Regions from separate parts of the Homo sapiens genome. Here regions 2 and 3 are each linked to region 1. Evidence: chromatin contacts called from ENCODE Hi-C or POLR2A ChIA-PET data. All regions are on one chromosome and are shown on one strand. Each heading gives the region's core, a stretch centred on a gene start or an enhancer-like site at or near the end of the contact. The rest is flanking DNA. Distances are from core to core; before and after follow the strand shown.

Region 1 (3,041 bases), core at 269-2,768:
TTCTAACAGGGTAAGGTCACAACAAATAAATAATAAACAAATGAAAAATATCAGATATTGATAAGTTTTAGACAGAAAATAAAATAGGGAGCTGGGCATGGTGGCTCCTTTCTAATCCCAAAATGAGAGAATTGCTTAAGCTCAGGAGTTCGAGACCAAACTGGGCAACAGGGCAAAACCTCGTTTCTACAAAAATACAAAAATTAGCTGTCCCAGCTACTTAGAAGGCTGAGGTGGGAGGATCATTTGAGCGCGGGAGGTCAAGGCTGCAGTGAGCTTGATCACACCACTGCACTTGATCAGCGTGGGTGACAGAGTGAGACCTTGTCAAACAAAACAAAACAACAAAACAAACACAAAACAATACAGATTCACTGTATAATATTATTTAGAAAATGCAGAAAGGTACAAATACTTATTTTATAATAACTCTTAATCTTAATATTCAAGTTTTTGGTGTATATCTTTGCAGAGTTTTAAAAAAATGTGTGCACACACATGCGTCTTCACAGAAATGGAACTTTGTTATTGTATATGCTGCATTGTAACCTGCTTATTTGCTTAACAATAGAATGGCGTCTTTAATATATCCAAACTTTTTACCCAGAATGATTTTTCATGGCTGCGTAGAATACCATTTATTTAACCAAGCGGTAGAGAGTTAGACTATTCACAAGTTTTGCTATTATGAACAACTAGGGAGAAGCACTTACACAGCAAAATCTGCTGAGTTTCTGAATTGTCTCCTTAGTATAGACCACGCAAGTGAAACTATCAGATCCCAGGGCGCTCCCGTGCGGTTGTCAGATTTCCCTCCTGTAAAGTGGATGAGTAACCCCACCCCACATGCACTCCCGTCCACACAGCTCTTGAAAGGCCAAACCAGGCGACGCTGTGGCCCAGAGAGAACCAGAAGAGAGGGTGCGTGGGGTGCACGGCAAGCCATTGAGTCTGTGGCCACACCTAGGCGGAGAGAGACGAGCTCGGGTGAGGGTGGGCCGCGGGATCCACAGACTCCTCTTCGTGCGGTGGATGCATCAGGCTCCGTCTCTGAACCTCGGTTTCCCCATCTGCAGAATGGGGATGGGATCTCCTGGTGATGGGGATCTGTGGACGCGGCGCCCTCGGGGGTGCACAGAACTAAGGCCGGCCTGCAGCAGCGACCTCGGGGGCTGGTGGGGACGGAAGACCGGACCTCCTGGCCCGAAGGCTGGGCGCAGCCCCCGCCCGCCCGCCTCTTCCCGCCGGCGCCTCCCCGGGGTGGCAGTGTGGGGAGAGTGGCTTGGCGCCCGCAGGGGGCGCCGCGAGCCCACCGCGAGAGCGGCCGCGGCGCGGGGTGGGTGCCGAACGGGCTGCGCGCCGCGCTGCTCCCGACCCGCGGGTCAAGTCTGGCGCCTGGGAGGTCCTTGAATTCCGCGGGATTTGTTTTTCCGCAAAACCAAAAACGCCATCCACTTAACAGATCCGTGCTAGGAGGCCCTGGCTCAGTCCTTCCACCAAACACCTCGGCCCAGCCGCGGCTGTACGGCTCCCAGGCTCCCAGTGTTTCCTCCACGCTTTCAAACCTCAGCGCTGAGGTGACCGCCTCCGGGCAGCCTTCCCGGACTACCCCAGGACTTGGGGGCGTGGCTCCACAGCGGGCCTAGTTCCGCCCGTGTGCTGGCCTCTTCCACGACCGGCAGTCTTTGAGGATGGGGCTTGGCCTCCATCCCCTTGAACCCCTCAGCGTCGCACCCCAGAGCCACTCTGACCCCTGGCCAATGATTATAAGTGAGGGAGCCACCTCTTCTCCCTGCGTGGCACAGGCCAGGGTCCGCAGGAAGGGGCCTTGCTCATCCCCAATCTTAAGCTCCGCTGAGATGAAGGAACCAAGAGCAGGCTTGGCACTGGGAGGGCGGCTGTCCCAGTGGCGGGGAGGGGAGCTCTGGATCTGTGGGGGAGTTTGTGCAGCGTGTCAGCGGGGGGTGGGGTGGGGGGGGTGGGGGCCTGTGGATGCCCGCAGGTGTTTGTGTTTGTGCATGTGTAAGTCTCTGTGTGTATATATTTGTGGGAAAGCATCTTCTAAATTAAGAATATATTTGTGTAGGGTAAATGGTCAAGTCAAATAGAAAGTGACTTCAATACTTGTTACTTGATGGTATAAATACAATAGCCAAGGAATTCAGTCCAGAAGCTCACATTTGAGGGTTAGGGATTGGTGCTGTATTTGTTACAACAGGCGTCTAACCTTGGTCAAATCTCTTCCTCATAGTCTTCATTGTCTCTGGTTTGTTTGTTTGTTTTTCTGGTTTGTTAAATGATCCTTTTTTTTTTTTCCCCGAGACAGGGTCTCACTTTGTCTCCCAGGCTGGAGTGCAGTGGCGCAATCACCACTCACTGCAGCCTCACCTACCGGGCTCAAGTGATCATCCCACCTCAGCCTCTCCAGTAGCTGCGACCACAGGCACGTGCCACTAAATGATTATTTTTTCAAGGGAGAAATCATGCCTGTCATACAAATAAAAAATGAACAAGTGTAAAAGATTTTATTTAACTCATTAGTTAATGAAGTTAAAAACTGATTCAAAGGACAACACAAAGGCCAGATACACACACTGGCATCAGAAATAATGAAATAAGTTTGTTAATTGATACAAAACTGGCTTCATCCACAGTGTGTGTGTGTGTGTGTGTGTGTGTGTGTGTGTGTGTGTTTGGCGGGGGGTGGGGTGGGGGGTGGGGGATCACTTGCATCTCCACCTGACAAAACTTGTTTGCATTGCCATGGACAATAATAATTTGTATTATTTTCAGTTTTCTACAGTTTACAGATTCAAAGACAATGAAAAATGGAGACTACCATAGAATGACATAACCTGGAAGGGCACACCAGGCCTGCATTCCATAGGGTACATTTTCTCCCCATTTCAAAAGTCTTTCACAATTTTTCCTGGCCACTTATACAACAGGCTTGAGTTGCATAAAGGTTTTTCAAACTTTTTAGTGGCGGAACTCTCTTTCTAAGTGAAATGTAACAGCAAACCCTAATATCTATCTATATA
Region 2 (3,041 bases), core at 252-2,751, 200 kb after region 1:
CCGTTTTCAGAAGTTCATGTGATGTGAATCAGTTGGGGATCTTAGTAAAAAGTAGATCCTGATTCATAACATGTGACATGGAGCTTGAGAGTCTGCATCTCTAACAAGCTTCCACGTGATGCCAATGCTGCCGCCCTCGGTTCTGTTCTTTGAATATTAAGGGTCTATAACAGTGGGTCTCAAAGTGTGTTGTCTGGACCAGCAGCAGCAATGTCACGTGGGTGCTTGTTAGAAATTCAGTTCTCCGGACTGATCCCAGACCTTCTGAATCAGAAACTCAGGGAGTGGGGCCCAGCATCTGTGTTTTAACTTCCCAGTGATGTGAACGCTTGCTCAAGTTTGTAGAGCATACTTCTCTAAGCATGAGCCTCTGAGCCCCTGAGCCCCTTCAACAAAAGCCATGTGGCTTTATAGTGTGCACATTTACGGACCCCTTCCTAGGCCACCCCATCAGACTCTCAGAAGGTGAAGCGGCAGATTGTGCATGTTTAACAAGTTTCCCAGGTGACGCTGATGGATAGCCTAACATTTAAGAACGGCTGTCTCTGGCAGCTCGGCCCTGTGAGGCCTCTGAGAATGTTTCAGTGTCCCAACATTGAAGCGGTTTTGGTTATTTGGATGCCCCAGGCTATTTCTACCCGGTTAATTACCTGTGTAGAAGCTTAACACGATTAATTCAGGTGGATACCATCTTGGATGTCCCATAGAACCCTATAATTATGTGTGAAATACACATTTAATTTAAGCACAAGGGGAAAGATTACCCCGATGACTCTGAGGCCGTAGGGTATGCAGAGCAGATGCTGAGCAGAGCTTGGAGCTGTTTCCTCATAGACCTATGCCATAGCCATCTGAGGCCAGTAGAATGTTCAAGATTTGGGCTTTCCTGATCCCCAAGTTAGTCTTGATAGTATCTACTGAAGCGTTAATGCCACTAGTTTACCTAAACTCAGAAAAAAATATAGTTGACTATTTAGGTTAATAACCAGCAGAGATAAAAGTGTAATTATTTGGGTAATTTGACCACAAAATGTGCAAATAAAATATAATTTTTCCCCAAAATATGTGTTTAAGGTCTGAGTTGTCAAAATCTCATTGGTCTCTTCCTTTGACTTGTGCAGAAACTGGGTCTGTAAGTGTTTGTTTTTGCAGAGAATACATTTTAATGTGCTATGCTATGACATATTAAACGAATGGAGAGACTTTGGTTCAGAAATTCTTTTTTTCCTCTGTACTAGCCAAGCATTTCAAATGATTTGGCTTTGGCTTCAGTGTTCCTTTGGAGAGCTGATTTTTTTGTTGTTTTTTTGTTTTGAGGGGTGGGGGTTAGCCTCAGCCATTACCAAATGAAAAAAATCAACTCCAAAGTGCAAAAGGAACAGCCAAAGGAACTCCAGAACTGCCCACCCCACCCCTGGGCAGAAAAAGTAAAATCACAACACAAAACAGCGCAACAGGCCGTTCCCTAACGAACTGAAAACAGTTCTTTGGGGAGTGTTTCCTGCCCAGGGCCTGCTTTCCCTGCTGGTTTCTGGGCTGCCGCTGGAAAGGGGCCAGGCTTCGGCACCTCCTTGCCTTTGATTGCTGTTTATCCCCTGAAACATGATTAGGTATAATTACGTATAATCTCTCCCTTGTTTACCCTTCTCCACCGAAGCTTGAACGTGGTTCAGTTGTGTCTTTCTCTTTGCTGTGCCTGAGCACAGCAAAGAAACATTTCCCGTATTTTCAACTTTATTATTTTTTTAAGAAATAGAGGCATTAGGTATCCATTTGTCCCTTCATTCTCCCAAGCCTGACATTCTGGCAATTTCTGAATTGTTTCATCCAACAACGACAGTTGAGTGCCAAGCATGGTGCTAAGTGCCTTGGAGGAGTTAGAAGTGAAACCTAAATAGACCCTTCTCCCAAGGATTTCCCATAGTAAGTGTCTCTTTACATGGGAAAAGAGTGTAATTGGAACATAATGGGAAGAAATAAAGCTACTCATCTTTTCTTCACCAACAACATACCAATTGTCAATATTTTCTCTCTTGTAGTTATTTGCTAGTTTAATTCTTGACCCTGAATTAATCGTTGATAGCTGAGTTTATTAGAGGCAGGGGTCCACGAGTATCCTATTTGGTTTCTTCCACTATAGGCCATCTCTACTGCTCTGTTTTCAAGAAAGTTGAGTATTCTACATGCAAAGAAGATCCCTAAACCAGAATTGGCACATGAATACACGTATGCAATGATATGAATCGTGCACGTAGGCTCTGGGCACAGTCGCACAAGATCCCATGCTCAGAAGGACCCTGTGCTTGGTTTAATGTCCTCCTGTCACCACCTTGACATTCTTAATACTTTTGAACAAGGGATTCTGCATTTTCATTTTGTACTGGGCCCCACAAGTTATGTAGCGTTTTCTGCATGTACCCCAGAACCTATTTTTTCTGTGGCATTCTCATCCAACTTTGAGCATAAACGAATGGAAGTTCATCCAGAATCTGATGGCATAGAGTGAGAGGGGAAAGAGCAGAGTCTGTGTGTGTGTTCATGTGCTGATGACTTTTGTGGCACTCCTCCAGCCTATGTTTAGATTTCTTTAACATGCCTATTAATCTTGTCAAGTTTCAGCCCAGCTCTTCTGAAATAGAACTGACCCCCAAAATCTCCTGGCAATGGGCTGTTCAGGCCTGTCCCCTTTCTCAGAGTATCCTGCTCACTGAGGGGACTGCTAAAGGAATATCTGTCTCCCTTAGAGGGAAACTGCTACTTCCCAGGGATTGAGTTTAGAAGACAGACCAAGAGTGTGCAGAAGAGTGAAAAATGACTTCCCCCACACCCTTCTAGGTTCCTTGGCTGGGCTATGATTTAAATTGACGTAAGACAGATTAACAGGAGGAGAGCCGCATTTAATTGTGTACACATGGGAGTCCCACAAAATATGAGACTCAAAGAAGGGTGAGATGACTGAAGCCTGTATAGCAGCCTGAGCTACAGAAGGGAATAGGGGCTTGGGGCTTCTGGGGGTGGTGGCGACACAAGTTATGGGAGGG
Region 3 (3,041 bases), core at 190-2,689, 170 kb after region 1:
GATCCCTTTATTGCAAAGTTAAGGGTTTTCTCCTCTTGGAACTAGCAGATAAACTGGGGCGGTAGTTGATGCCCTGTAAATATGTAGCTCACCATTAACCTCTCACCAGCTGATCTTACAACCACTGATGGTCTTTGCCTGAATCAATCATCCCATAGGGGTTGCAGAATGGTGATTTTCCAATCCCATCATTCCTTCTTCACTTATTAGCGTGCACTCTTCTGTAAAAGAGCTTTCCTTCATCAACTGGGCTATTTAGTTACCCTGAAATATATAGCTCCTAGGGAAAAGACAGGTTATGTACTCGTAACTCTTTCCCCTGCATAACCCATTTTTAAAATAAGTTATTGGTAAATAGCATATTTTAAATCCTGGGGTAAAAAGGTTTTTCTCTCTCCTCTGGCTCCAATAATTGTTTTAGCATGAGCCTGGGAAAGGGTTTGGGGCCAGAAGTGTGAGATTACTTCCCATTCTGCTTAGTGGGAAGAAATCACACCTCCCATTTTACCCCCTCTATGACTCAGATTCCTTCTCAAGTTAGCTGATCCTAAGTCCTAAGATTAAAAGTTACGGTTTCTCAGCAGATCCTGGTTATATGATTTATAAATTTGGTGCTAATCTTTCCTCTGTCATTGGAGGTATCTCATAACATGATTTTTCCAATGCTTCCCTAGGAAGAGTATTTATTCCACAAACTGATGGAATTCAGTGGCATGTATTTCTCTCTTTGACTGCAAATTTTATTTTAAGCGTTCCAGTGAGAACTCTTAATTCTGAAACCTCAAATCAGAGTAAATAACTCCCCTCCTTCTCACTGACTACACCATTTACACGTGGCTGGGCCCACTGCTAGCATAAAACCTCAACTCTCTGCCCAGCCGAGCAGCATACACTGCTCTGAGCTCTTTAATATGTCCTCATAAATCCAGCTCCTCTCACTGCCCTCGGATTCCCTGTACCTCTACATTTCCTCCCCAATAACTGAGCTCAGCACGGCTGCAATGTGGTGCTCCCTTCCTGAAATCAGATGCAGAGTATTCTACCCTCTCTTTGACCCCTTTGCCTCCATGCTGCAACATAAGCTCCCATCTAATTGCTGCTCTGCCTCTCTCAGCAGAACCTGACCTCTTTCTGGGTCCCTCTCTTAAAGCAACTGTCTGTGTTTTTCATTATGTTTGCCAAGACATATTATCTTGAACTTTTCCCAGATGAAGCTCGTTTTTTTACTTTTTCTTCAGACCCCTGAGGTGGCAGGTTCAAGAATGCAGTCTTCAGAGGGAAGCTTTTGGTCTAGGAGGCTTCAGCCAGGACAGTTCAGTTAATCATACTCTCCCTCCGGGTACTGCCCCTTTAAGAAGTGGACAGACTCTGGTTCCAACTCCAAACCTCAGTTAGAAGTTCAAGCCACAAGACGAACACACATGTCCTGCCCAGAAAGCTGCCCAGCCTTGCTGTTGACTTTCTCCTGACAGCTTGTCATCCACATACCCATCCCACGCAAACGCAAACATATCCTTTTAAACATCGAAGTCTCAAAGCCTCCCCCATGAAAAGGAAGTTGAAAGTCAAGTTCCGGGCACCCTCGGCTTCTGTAGTTTGACCAGTAACCTGGTAAGAAGGGGCACCTCCTTTGACAACCCGAGTGTGCCCAACAATGCCAATGAGAATTCTTTAATGATCACTCGGAAGATGTCATCTCTGTGTCTCAGCGAATCCTTCTCTTAAAAAGAAAAGCACTCATGAGACTGGAAGAAGAGGGGGAAAACTCAGAGTGATAAGAATGCTAATCAGAACGAAGGGAATTTTCCAGCTTTTAGCTTTCCTAGCAAAAAAAAAAAAAAAGGCATCTATAAAAAAGTGTTGGAAGGCTTTTCTTGCAGCCTGGGGCCTTTGCCAGGGAACAGATTTCTCTCCCTCAACTCAGTTTCTTCCAGACCTTTTTCCTGTGCATTCTTTTTTCTTTCTTCTTCTTTCTCTTCTCTCTTAGCGGAGCCTCCTCCGGCTGAGAAGTAATCTGTGGGGAGCCCGAGGGGTCTGTACTGTTCAGGCCCTGGAAAGAGATGAAGGTAACTGCCTGCTGATAGGGGCACTGCACCATTTGGGATTGCAGTAGGGAGACCCCACTCCTCAACTGGAGGGATTCATAGAGGTCACACCCAGGGCTTCCTTGCTGCTTTTTCTGTCACCTCCCATGCTGTTTTCTTCCCTTCGGTGTAAGCCAGCCCTCTCTTTTTGTGGTAAGATGACTATGGGAGTCCCAGGCTGGAGGCTGACTCTTTGCACCCACTTCCCACACTTGTTTCTGACAAGTCTGATCTGTGTAGCTCAGCACATCCAAGGACAGCCTTCCCCTTGGCTTCGTTGTCCAGATGCATGACCCCAATGGCTTTGTAAATGAAATGGTATAATCTCAAGAGGCTAGCCTGCTGTAGAGAGAGGAATAAATAAATCAATATGTAAATAAATCCACAAGAGCAGAGGGGATGTACCGGGACTTTGCAAAACTATGATGAAGCATTTTAGAAGATGGATATTGCTGTATTTCTGGTGAGCTCTGATTGAAAGGCTATGATTCCAGCCATGGGCTGTAGGAGAGGGAAAGTGAGCTGTGACGGAAATTCCCTCATGGATTGATTTGACTTAAATATATTCCAGGAGCTGATCTAATTGCTGGTTCAGTCTTAGGCTTTGATTTTCCTTCTCACAATTCCCTGCATTTCAAATAGTTTTTATTAAGGGGCCTGAGCTGCCCTCAGTCCTACTGAGAATCTTTCTGGATATATGACTAATTTTTTTTATTTATTTATTTTATTTTTTATTTTTTTGAGACAGAGGCTCGCTCTGTCACCCAGGCTGGAGTGTAGTGGTGTGATCTCAGCTCACTGCAACCCCCATCTCCTGGGTTCAAGTGATTCTCCTGCCTCAGCCTCCCAAGTAGTTGGGATTACAAGCACACACCACCACACCTGGCTAACTTTTGTATTTTTAGTAGAGACGGGGTTTTGCCACGTTGGCCAGGCTGGTCTCGAACTCCCGACCTC

What was found. A loop is a pair of places that touch in the nucleus more often than their neighbours do. ChIA-PET counts read pairs that join two places held with the same protein, here RNA polymerase II (POLR2A). Pooled maps may share reads with other maps.
Region 2: a loop to region 1 is called in a map of aorta, with 3 times the contacts of the local background. The contact joins two enhancer-like sites. A Hi-C loop is called at or near these places in 1 of 168 maps with a recorded cell type or tissue (aorta) and 5 of 50 pooled maps. POLR2A ChIA-PET finds 5 or more read pairs at or near these places in 2 of 52 experiments (HEK293T and activated CD4-positive, alpha-beta T cell).
Region 3: a map of psoas muscle shows a loop between it and region 1 (2.8-fold over the local background). The contact joins two enhancer-like sites. A Hi-C loop is called at or near these places in 3 of 168 maps with a recorded cell type or tissue (colonic mucosa, natural killer cell and psoas muscle) and 5 of 50 pooled maps. POLR2A ChIA-PET finds 5 or more read pairs at or near these places in 1 of 52 experiments (HEK293T).

Annotation. Positions count from the first base shown.
Region 1 is chr15:72,795,678-72,798,718 of GRCh38, forward strand. It overlaps ADPGK-AS1 (ADPGK antisense RNA 1), which reads left to right. Exons shown (of 3, transcript NR_040107.1): 3 at 2,327-2,522. Among named protein-coding and RNA genes, the nearest start is that of ADPGK, 13 kb to the left of the region's middle. RefSeq lists a silencer at 1,172-1,401. Within about 2 kb of position 1,519, at least 4 of the 41 ENCODE cell types and tissues checked have a DNase peak (open chromatin) inside an H3K27ac peak, as active enhancers do.
Region 2 is chr15:72,993,464-72,996,504 of GRCh38, forward strand. No RefSeq gene overlaps it. Among named protein-coding and RNA genes, the nearest start is that of NEO1, 57 kb to the right of the region's middle. Within about 2 kb of position 1,502, at least 8 of the 41 ENCODE cell types and tissues checked have a DNase peak (open chromatin) inside an H3K27ac peak, as active enhancers do.
Region 3 is chr15:72,970,137-72,973,177 of GRCh38, forward strand. No RefSeq gene overlaps it. Among named protein-coding and RNA genes, the nearest start is that of NEO1, 81 kb to the right of the region's middle. Within about 2 kb of position 1,440, at least 2 of the 41 ENCODE cell types and tissues checked have a DNase peak (open chromatin) inside an H3K27ac peak, as active enhancers do.